3 separate regions of the Homo sapiens genome follow, and regions 1 and 3 are each linked to region 2. A link is a contact called in ENCODE Hi-C or POLR2A ChIA-PET data. All regions are on one chromosome and are shown on one strand. The core of a region is the stretch at or near the end of the contact, and the rest is flanking DNA. Distances in the headings are between cores, read along the strand shown.

The links. Hi-C counts contacts between places; a loop is a spot of excess contacts on that map. ChIA-PET counts read pairs that join two places held with the same protein, here RNA polymerase II (POLR2A). Pooled maps may share reads with other maps.
Region 1: a pooled map shows a loop between it and region 2 (2.3-fold over the local background). The contact joins two enhancer-like sites. A Hi-C loop is called at or near these places in 1 of 168 maps with a recorded cell type or tissue (A673) and 6 of 50 pooled maps. POLR2A ChIA-PET finds 5 or more read pairs at or near these places in 3 of 52 experiments (MCF 10A, T-cell and naive thymus-derived CD4-positive, alpha-beta T cell).
Region 3: a pooled map shows a loop between it and region 2 (1.8-fold over the local background). The contact joins two enhancer-like sites. A Hi-C loop is called at or near these places in 1 of 37 single-sample maps with no recorded cell type and 2 of 50 pooled maps. POLR2A ChIA-PET finds 5 or more read pairs at or near these places in 3 of 52 experiments (GM10248, T-cell and naive thymus-derived CD4-positive, alpha-beta T cell).

Annotation. Positions count from the first base shown.
Region 1 is chr6:6,855,180-6,858,065 of GRCh38, forward strand. No RefSeq gene overlaps it. Among named protein-coding and RNA genes, the nearest start is that of LINC03055, 29 kb to the right of the region's middle. RefSeq lists an enhancer at 1,477-2,676. Within about 2 kb of position 1,557, at least 21 of the 41 ENCODE cell types and tissues checked have a DNase peak (open chromatin) inside an H3K27ac peak, as active enhancers do.
Region 2 is chr6:7,235,104-7,237,803 of GRCh38, forward strand. The region is part of intron 10 of RREB1 (ras responsive element binding protein 1); the gene reads left to right. Among named protein-coding and RNA genes, the nearest start is that of SSR1, 77 kb to the right of the region's middle. RefSeq lists enhancers at 1,021-1,120, 1,401-1,500. Within about 2 kb of position 1,293, at least 14 of the 41 ENCODE cell types and tissues checked have a DNase peak (open chromatin) inside an H3K27ac peak, as active enhancers do.
Region 3 is chr6:6,878,215-6,880,973 of GRCh38, forward strand. All of the region lies in intron 1 of LOC105374903 (a long non-coding RNA gene), which reads right to left. Among named protein-coding and RNA genes, the nearest start is that of LINC03055, 6.1 kb to the right of the region's middle. Within about 2 kb of position 1,502, at least 4 of the 41 ENCODE cell types and tissues checked have a DNase peak (open chromatin) inside an H3K27ac peak, as active enhancers do.

The sequences.
Region 1 (2,886 bases), core at 307-2,806, 380 kb before region 2:
TTTATTACTCCCAGGCTAATATTCAATAGCAACTTTTCCCTAAATCTATTTTCTGACGTCCTGAAGGACTTCTACTAGAGCCAGGAAGTATCATTAGATTTCCATCATTGACACCCTAACAAATCTTAGAGACTAAGGAGTCACATTTGCAGCCTGCTGGCCATCTCAAAAGCCTGTGCCTCTACTGAGGGAGTGGGAGAAAAAAGACCTCAGGACCAGAATTTAGTGAGATATTCTATAAACTCCAAATCCAACCATTTTCCATCCATTCATTCAACATATATTTATTGAGCTCCTCATGAGTGCCAGCCACCATCTAGGCATTGGAGATAGAGTGGTGAACAAGCCAACTAAGTCTCTGCTTCCATGGAACTTGTACGTTCTAGGGAAGGAGAGAAATCAGTAAACAAATGCATGTGTAAGACAATAGTCATCGAAGAGAATTTTAGGCAGGGATAAATACTACTAAGAAAACTAAGGCAGGCCAGTCATGGTGGTTCACACATGTAATCCCAGCACTTTGGCAGATCACTTGGCCCAGAAGTTCAAGACCAGCCTGGGCAACATAGTGAAACTCCGTCTCTACAAAAAAAATACAAAAATTAGCAAGTCTGGCTGGGTGCAGTGGCTCATGCCTGTAATCCTAGCACTTTGGGAGGCTGAGGTGGGTGGATCACCTGAGGTCAGGAGTTCAAGACCAGCCTGGCCAACATGGCAAAACCCCATCTCTACTAAAAATACAAAAATTAGCCGGGCATAGTGGCATGCGCCTGTAATCCCAGCTACTTGGGAGACTGAGGCAGGAGAATCGCTTGAACCCAGGAGGTGGAGGTTGCGGTGAGTGGAGATTGCACCACTACACTCCAGCCTGGGCAACAGAGTGAGACTCAGTCTCAAACAAAAACAAAAGCAAAAACAAAAACAAAAATTAGCCGGGCGTAGTGGCACGTGCCTATAGTCCCAGATACTCGGGAGGCTCAGATGGGAGAATCACTTGAACCCAGGGAGCAACAGAGTGAGACCCTTTCTCAAAAACGCAAACAACAACAACAAAAATTAGCCAGGTTTGGTGGCTTACACCTGTGGTCCCAGCTACCTGGGAGGCTGAGATGGGAGGATCAAGGATCAAGGAGGTTGAGGCTGCAGTGAGCCATGATTGCACTATTGAACTCCAGCCTGGGCAACAGAGCAAGACCTTGTCAAAAAGAAAAGGAAGAACGAAGGAAGAAACTAAGGCAGAATGGGAGATAGTGATGATGGGTGGGTGGGGTTGCATTCCACAGAGCTGTCAGATAATGGGAGGAAGGAGCTAGACATGGAGGGTCTGGGAAAAGCATCCCAGGATGAGGAACCAACAGAGATCCTGTGTCGCAGGACCAGGTTTGGAGGCTGCTGGCACCATGAGGACGTGAGGGCTGTAAGCTGGCAGAGCTCTTAGAGTGAGCATGCTGAGAGCTGTAGGTCATGGGTCGGAGCGTGGGTTCTATTCTACTGTGACAGGAAGTCATGCCGTGAGAGGATTTCCCCGCAGTGAAGTCAGGTGATTCGTGTCCTTAAATGCTGCCCGAGGACTTCTGAGTAGGTGGAGCCTAGGGAGGGAGAGCAGAGGCAAGGGGATCAGTCGAGCCCCGCTGGTGGGATGAGTCTGCCGGGACAAGGGGTGCTAGCTGTGGTCCTCGTCTGCCTTGTTCTCAGCTGTATCCTGGCCCCCAGATGAAGCCTGGCCACAGTGTACTTGGTAAATAGTGGTTGCAGGAATGACTGAAATCCTGGCCTGAGTGAGCTCACAACTTTCCATATGAGGCAAATAAGCAGATCTGTTGGTTATGACCCAGATACGTGGTGACCAGGGCAAACGTTTGTCAGAGGAGTGACGGGTGGGGGCTGGACTGTCTTCCCGGTACAGCTGTGGAGGAAAGCAGGCAGTGCAGCTGGGACATGCAGCCGCTGTCCCCTGGGGCTGGCGGAAGGGTGTGGAGTGACGGAGAGGGAGAGCTGCTGATCAGGGAGCTGGGCATCCCGTTGCAGCCTTACTGGGAAGCTTGCATCCCAGAGCCGACTTGCCTCACCTTTATTCAGGGATTCAGGCCCTTCCCCTCCCCCAAGGGCTTGCTTAATTCCCCTGGCTTCCTTGAGGCATACTCAGAAATTCCTTTCAGTTCCCCTTTCTGCTGGCTGTGCTTGAGGCAGGGATGGGCCAAATACCCTCCACGCCCTTGGTCCATCCAGAAGTACTGAGTCAACAGCCCTTTCCCAGAATCTACCTCCATCTCTTTCCACACCTGCAGCCGGACTGTTCCCAGGAATGAGGTGGGGCAGGACCTGAGAGCAAAGTGTGAGCTGGTGTGCAGAACCACCCGGAGGTGGAAGGAAGCTAGAATCTAGTGTAGGGTGCCTCTGACACTTGTCCCACACATAGATCTCCCAGGGATGACTGTGTGGGTCCGAGGTGGGATGGAAAACTTGCATTTCTTACAGGCTGCTGGGGATGCTGGTGCTGAGGCTTCCGATCACCCTGGAGGCACGGCTCTGTATGAAGGCAGGGTGAGGTTGGCAGAGGAGAGATAAATACAGTCACAATTTACTGAGTGCCAGACACCGGGCTAAGGGCATTATGTGAATAATCTCTTTTAATCCTCACCAGCCCTGTGAGTTGGCACCATTATTATGCCTATTTAACAGATGAGATTTAGAAAGACTGGTGAACTTGCTCAAGGTCACAGAGCTTGCAAGTGAGACTTGAACTCAATTGTCTGACTCCAGCAGTTGAACTATTAAGAGAAATTCCGAGAGGATAAATCTTGATCGTCTGACTATGATGTGTTGTAAGCAACAACTAGAGAAAAGATCAAGAAATGAAAAAAGATGCCCATACAGCCAACAAAG
Region 2 (2,700 bases), core at 43-2,542:
TGAGCTCCATTAATTTCCTTTGCTGGGCTTCACTCTCAGCTTCCAGGGATGTTCAGCATCACCACTGCTAAATCATGTTATATGGAGCACTTGGCTACATCCAGTGTCGTGTTAGAGCATTTTCCATTCACGGAGCATTAGAGCTGGAAGGAGCCTGGGAAGTCACCTGATGGCCCCTCAGCCCACAGACCTGATCTTTCTCCTGGTAGGCAGCTCTGCTGTCACTCAGAACCACATGGATCCTTGGCTCCCTAGGCTTCTGTGAGGCGCTGTCTCCAAAACTTTGAAAAAAGTCTTGAGTGTACACATGTTAAACATTGACTCTGCAGCCACCCTGCAAACAAAGGTGTTATTCGGAGAAGATGTTCTGTGGGGTATTTTTGTTTTTTCTAGTTTTTTGCTTTTGTACAGACAAGGTCTCACCATGTTACCCAGGCTGTTCTCGAACTCCTCAGCTTTGCAAAGTATTGGGATTTTAGGCGTGAGCCACGGTGCCTGGCCGTTTTGTGTTTTTGAGTACAGTGTTAAAATCTAGCTGAGTTCCAGCCAGAAGCATTGAGCAGCATCTGGTTTTGGACTGCATTTAAACAAACTGTCTACACCTTGAATGCTGGCCTCCTCCTACCCCCTCAGCAGATTACTGTACTGTCTCTACTTTGTCTCAAAACACGTGTTCTCCAGTCCTCCCAGTCCTCAAAGGGGCAGCAAGAAGCAGATCCGGTGTTCAGTGTCCAACGAGGGGTATACCTGCTGGCTGCTGGCAAGGAGCATGTGGCCTCAGCCTTTTCTTGCTCCCGGCTCAGGTTCCAGGAACTGTGTTTGATGAGGAAGCTGGCAGGGCTGTCATTTTTCATACCCCCTGGCACAGTCTCCACACACACCTGCCTTTCCTCCTTCCTTCCACTCCTCTCCAGCTCTCTCCCAGACCATACTTTCCTGCTGATGAGGACAGTTCCTGGTTCCTTACCTTTCTCTACCTAAACGCGCCACTCCATAGGAGACAAGAGTGCACTGTTCCTGCCTTTACCCCTCGGGAGCATCTCGTGTGTTTTTAGGCCACAGGTGGAGGAGAGGGTGCCAGGAAACACAGCCAGTCTGTTCTAGCCTCTGTCCTCATTTTCTTCCCCCTTCCCTTTGCTCCAGTTCCTTGTCCCACAGTGATGGGCTTGGGACTATGGGGTGTCCATTCCGGGCTTCCCTGGCTTGCTTACTTTCTCATGGGTGCTTTGAGCGCCTTTTTTGAGCCGGCTCAGGCTTTCCCCCCACACCCTTTCCTCCCTGCTTCTATCTGGCAGTGAGGGTCAGAGCTTCGGTCAGTGAGTCATCCAAACCTGGGTGTGGAAAGCACCTGGGACACCACTTGTATTTGGCTCCTTTTAGCTTTCTTAAAAGACAGCTTTGGCCGTTTGTACCCAGTCCTGTGTACACTTCTGCCAAATACAGAGAGAAAATACCAAAAGAAAGAAACCTGCCTGCAGGGGTGGAGGAGCAATGGAGAGAAGGCTGGGCTGCTCAGGCTGTCATCTTGTTACAAAAAGAAAAGCAACTGCAAGGTTTTCTATGCTAGTTAGACCCCACCTTTCTAACCCTGATTGTCTTTGAAAAATGAACAGAAATGTTTTCAGTTCTGTTTTTTTTTTTTTTTATCTTGGAGGCCAAGGCCCCAATCTCCTCATCAAACTATTCTCACTGTTCACTCTTCTCTTGCCCCAATGTCCTTCTTCGTTTCTTGACTGTTCTGGGAGAGTAAACACTGGCTAATTTTTTTTGTTTGTTTTTGGAGGTTTTTTTTTTTTTTTTTTTTTTTTTGAGACAAGCTCTCACCCTGTCACCCAAGCTAGAGTGCCTGTGTGCACCCTGGCTAGAGTACAGTGGCATGATCACAGCTCACTGCAGCCTTGAACTCCTGGCTGAGTTCAAGTGATCCTCCTGCCTCAGCTTCCCAAGTAGCTGGGACTACAAGTGCACATCACCATGCCTGGCTAATTTTTTTATTTTTTGAGACAAATTCTTGCTCTGTAGCTCAGGCTGGAGTGCAGTGGCGTGATCTTGGCTCACCACAACCTCTGCCTCCCGGGTTCAAGCGATTCTCCTGCCTCAGCCTCCAGAGTAGCTGGGATTACAGGTGCGCGCCACTGCACCCAACTAATTTTTTGTATTTTTAGTAGAGACAGGGTTTCACCACATTGGCCAGGCTGGTCTTGAACTCCCGATCTCAGGTAATCCACCAGCCTCGACCTCCCAAAGTGCTAGGATTACAGGTGTGAGCCTCCGTGCCGGCCTTTTTTTTTTATTATTATTTGTTATAGAGACAAGGTCTCACTGTGTTGCCCAAGTTGGTCTTAAACTCCTGGGCTCAAGCGATCCACCTCCGTTGGCCTCCCAAAGTGCTGGGATTATAGGCATGAGCCACTCTGCCCAGCTGGCTGATGGTTTAAGCGCTCGCGTTGGGGCTTGCAGAATGCTGTAGGTCCTGAGTGCGCAGGTAACTCACTGTGGTTACAGGTGCTTTTACAAATCCCCTTCTAAAGCAGTTATTCGTGGCAGCTACCAAATAAATAGAATCATTTGCTACTTTCTATATAGATGGCTGGCCAACAAGTGTTTTTGAAACCTGCGTTATTATAAAATACTAAACGGGCCCGTTTTCCTGCATCCCTGCAATCCAGAGAGCCCACCACTATGTAAAAATGTCAGACT
Region 3 (2,759 bases), core at 252-2,751, 360 kb before region 2:
TGACGAGTTAATGGGTGCAGCAAACCAGCATGGCCCATGTATACCTATGTAACAAACCTGCACGTTGTGCATATGTACCCTAGAGCTTAAAGTATAATAATAAAAAAAAATTCATGTGATTTCTTTCAGATTTGATATGTTGTTGAATAGGATAATTATCAAATTATAACATTAAAACCTAATTCTGAGGTGGGCGGATCATTTGAGGTCAGGAGTTTGAGACCAGCCTAACCAACATGGTGAAACCCCATCTCTACTAAAAATACAAAATAATTAGCGGGGCATGGTGGTGCATGCCTGTAGTCCCAGTTACTCAGGAGGCTGAGGCAGGAAAATCGCTTGCACCCAGGAGGCGGAGGTTGCAGTGAGCCGAGATCACGCCACTGCACTGCAGCCTAGGCGACAGAGTGAGACTCCATCTCAAACAAACAAAAAAAAACTTGTTCCACTTAGAGTTACCCTTTATCTTACTTTATATTCTCTAAGGTCACTGATATCTTTCCAGTCTTCCTGAAAATACAAGCAAATACTGACACAGATGCTATTTTCTTACACAAAATATAACCAGCTATATATACTCAATGCTTTTTGCTTTTGTCTCTTCACGGCATTTTCTGGAAAGCTTGCCAGGTCTGTGCACAGACAGCAGCCCTGCTCCTTTGCCCTGCTGTGTAGTATTCATGTGTGGGATGTTCACGGATTACCCAGTCCTCTAAAGACGACACTTGGGTTGCTTCCAGGCTTCTGCTCCTACAAGAGATGCTGCCGTGAATAACTGCTCACGTACATCCTTCCATACGTGTGCAGACGCCTCTGGAGGATCAGTTCCCAGAAGCACCACCCCACCTTTTATTGCTAGCAAACTGTTAATCACCCACTGACACCCATGGCTCAGAGAGCCAGACATGAGAAGAGGCATGTCCAGAGAGGCACAGGAAATGCAGCTGCATCTGCCTTCTTTACTCAACTGTGAGCATCTTAGGAGTCTGGACCCCTTCTTATCTAACTTTGTATCCCCATGAATAACTCAATAAATAAACAAATGAACAGATGGTATTCAAACTTAGGCTTCTTTAGAAACTGAGAAAGACAACCTCTAAGCAGAGAAGGCTACTCTTTCTCTAGGTACTGATTAGTGCTTACTGCTATGAAGTTTATGTTTCTACACAATCTAAGAACTCATAACCAGAACAGGGAAGTTATTGAGAACACAGAGCAAACCCCAGCGACCCATTTTTCTAGACACAGTTCATTCCTCAACCCCATGCCTTACAGCAGATTGTCTGAAGAAAATACCTTGGCTGCCTATGCATAAACTGCATTTTGACTACTCTTAACATGGTTTCTTTTTGTGTTCTGGGACATTAATGGAAGTCATCAAATGAAAACAAAATAAGGGGAAACATATTTGGTAAAACCCTATAGTTTTGGAGAGGCAGAGTATGAGGAAAACTCTTTAGTATGGAGAGGCAGAGTATGAGGAAATGAAAGTGTAAATGGTTTGCCAAGAGGTGCAGTGACTCACGCCTGTAATCCCAGCACTTTGGGAGGCCAAGGTGGGTGGATCACTTGAGGTCAGGAGTTCGAGATCAGCCTGGCCAACATGGTGAAACCTCGTCTCTACTAAAAACACAAAAATTAGCTTGGCACGGTGACAGGCGCATGTAATCCCAACAACTGGGAAGGCTGAGGTAGAAGAATCGCTTGAACCCAGGAGGCAGAGGTTGCAGTGAGCCAAGATTGTGCCACTGCACTCCAGCCTGGGCAATAGTGTGAAAGTCTGTTTTAAGAAAAAGAAAATGTGGATGGTGCCTACATGATGATCGTCGCTAACATGTATCAAATCTTTGCTATGTATAGACCACTGTTCTATGTCTTTAAATAAATATATTCTCTCATTTAATCTGCTCCTCCAAAAACAAAAAACAAAAAAACAAAAAAACCCAGCCAAACAAAAACTACACAGTTGTTACTATTATTATTCCCAGTTTCTCAGTTTGGAAACTGAAGCACAGAAATGTTAAGAAACTTGTCTAAAGACACACAGCACTTAGCAAGTAGTGGAGTTTGGATTTGAAGCCAAGCAATGCTGTTTCTTCTCGTGTGTGTGTGTGTGTGTGTGTGTGTGTGTGTGTGTGTGTATTTACTTTCCATGGTACATTAGGTAGAAATGGGTTCATTTGTAAGTTTCAGAAAAACCCAAAAATAACTATAGCTTGTCAGAAATGCAAGTTTGTAGCCAGGCACAGTGGCTCACGCTTGTAATCCCAGCACTTTGGGAGGCCAAGGTGGGCAGATCACAAGGTCAGAAGTTTGAGACCAGCCTGGCCAACACAGTGAAACCCCGTCTCTACTAAAAATACAAAAATTAGTTGGGCATGGTGGTGTGCGCCTGTAGTCCTAGCTACTTGGGAGGCTGAAGCAGGAGAATTGCTTGAGCCTGGGAGGCAGAGGTTGCAGTGAGCTGAGATCGTGACACTGCACTCCTGCCTGGGTGACAGAGTGAGACTCCATCTCAAAAAAAAAAAAATAAAAATAAAAAGAAATGCAAGTTTATATAGCTTTCACATAAATAGTAACGGTCAGCAGTCCAGGGTTGCAATACTGGCCAAGATCGTCAGGAACCCAGGCTTCTTATCAACACAGAGCTTCTACCTCATGGCCCAAAATGGCTACTGAGCTCCAGCTACCACATCCACATTCTAGCCCGCAGCAAGTAGGAAAGAGAAATAAGGACACACCCCCTCTCTTTAATACTA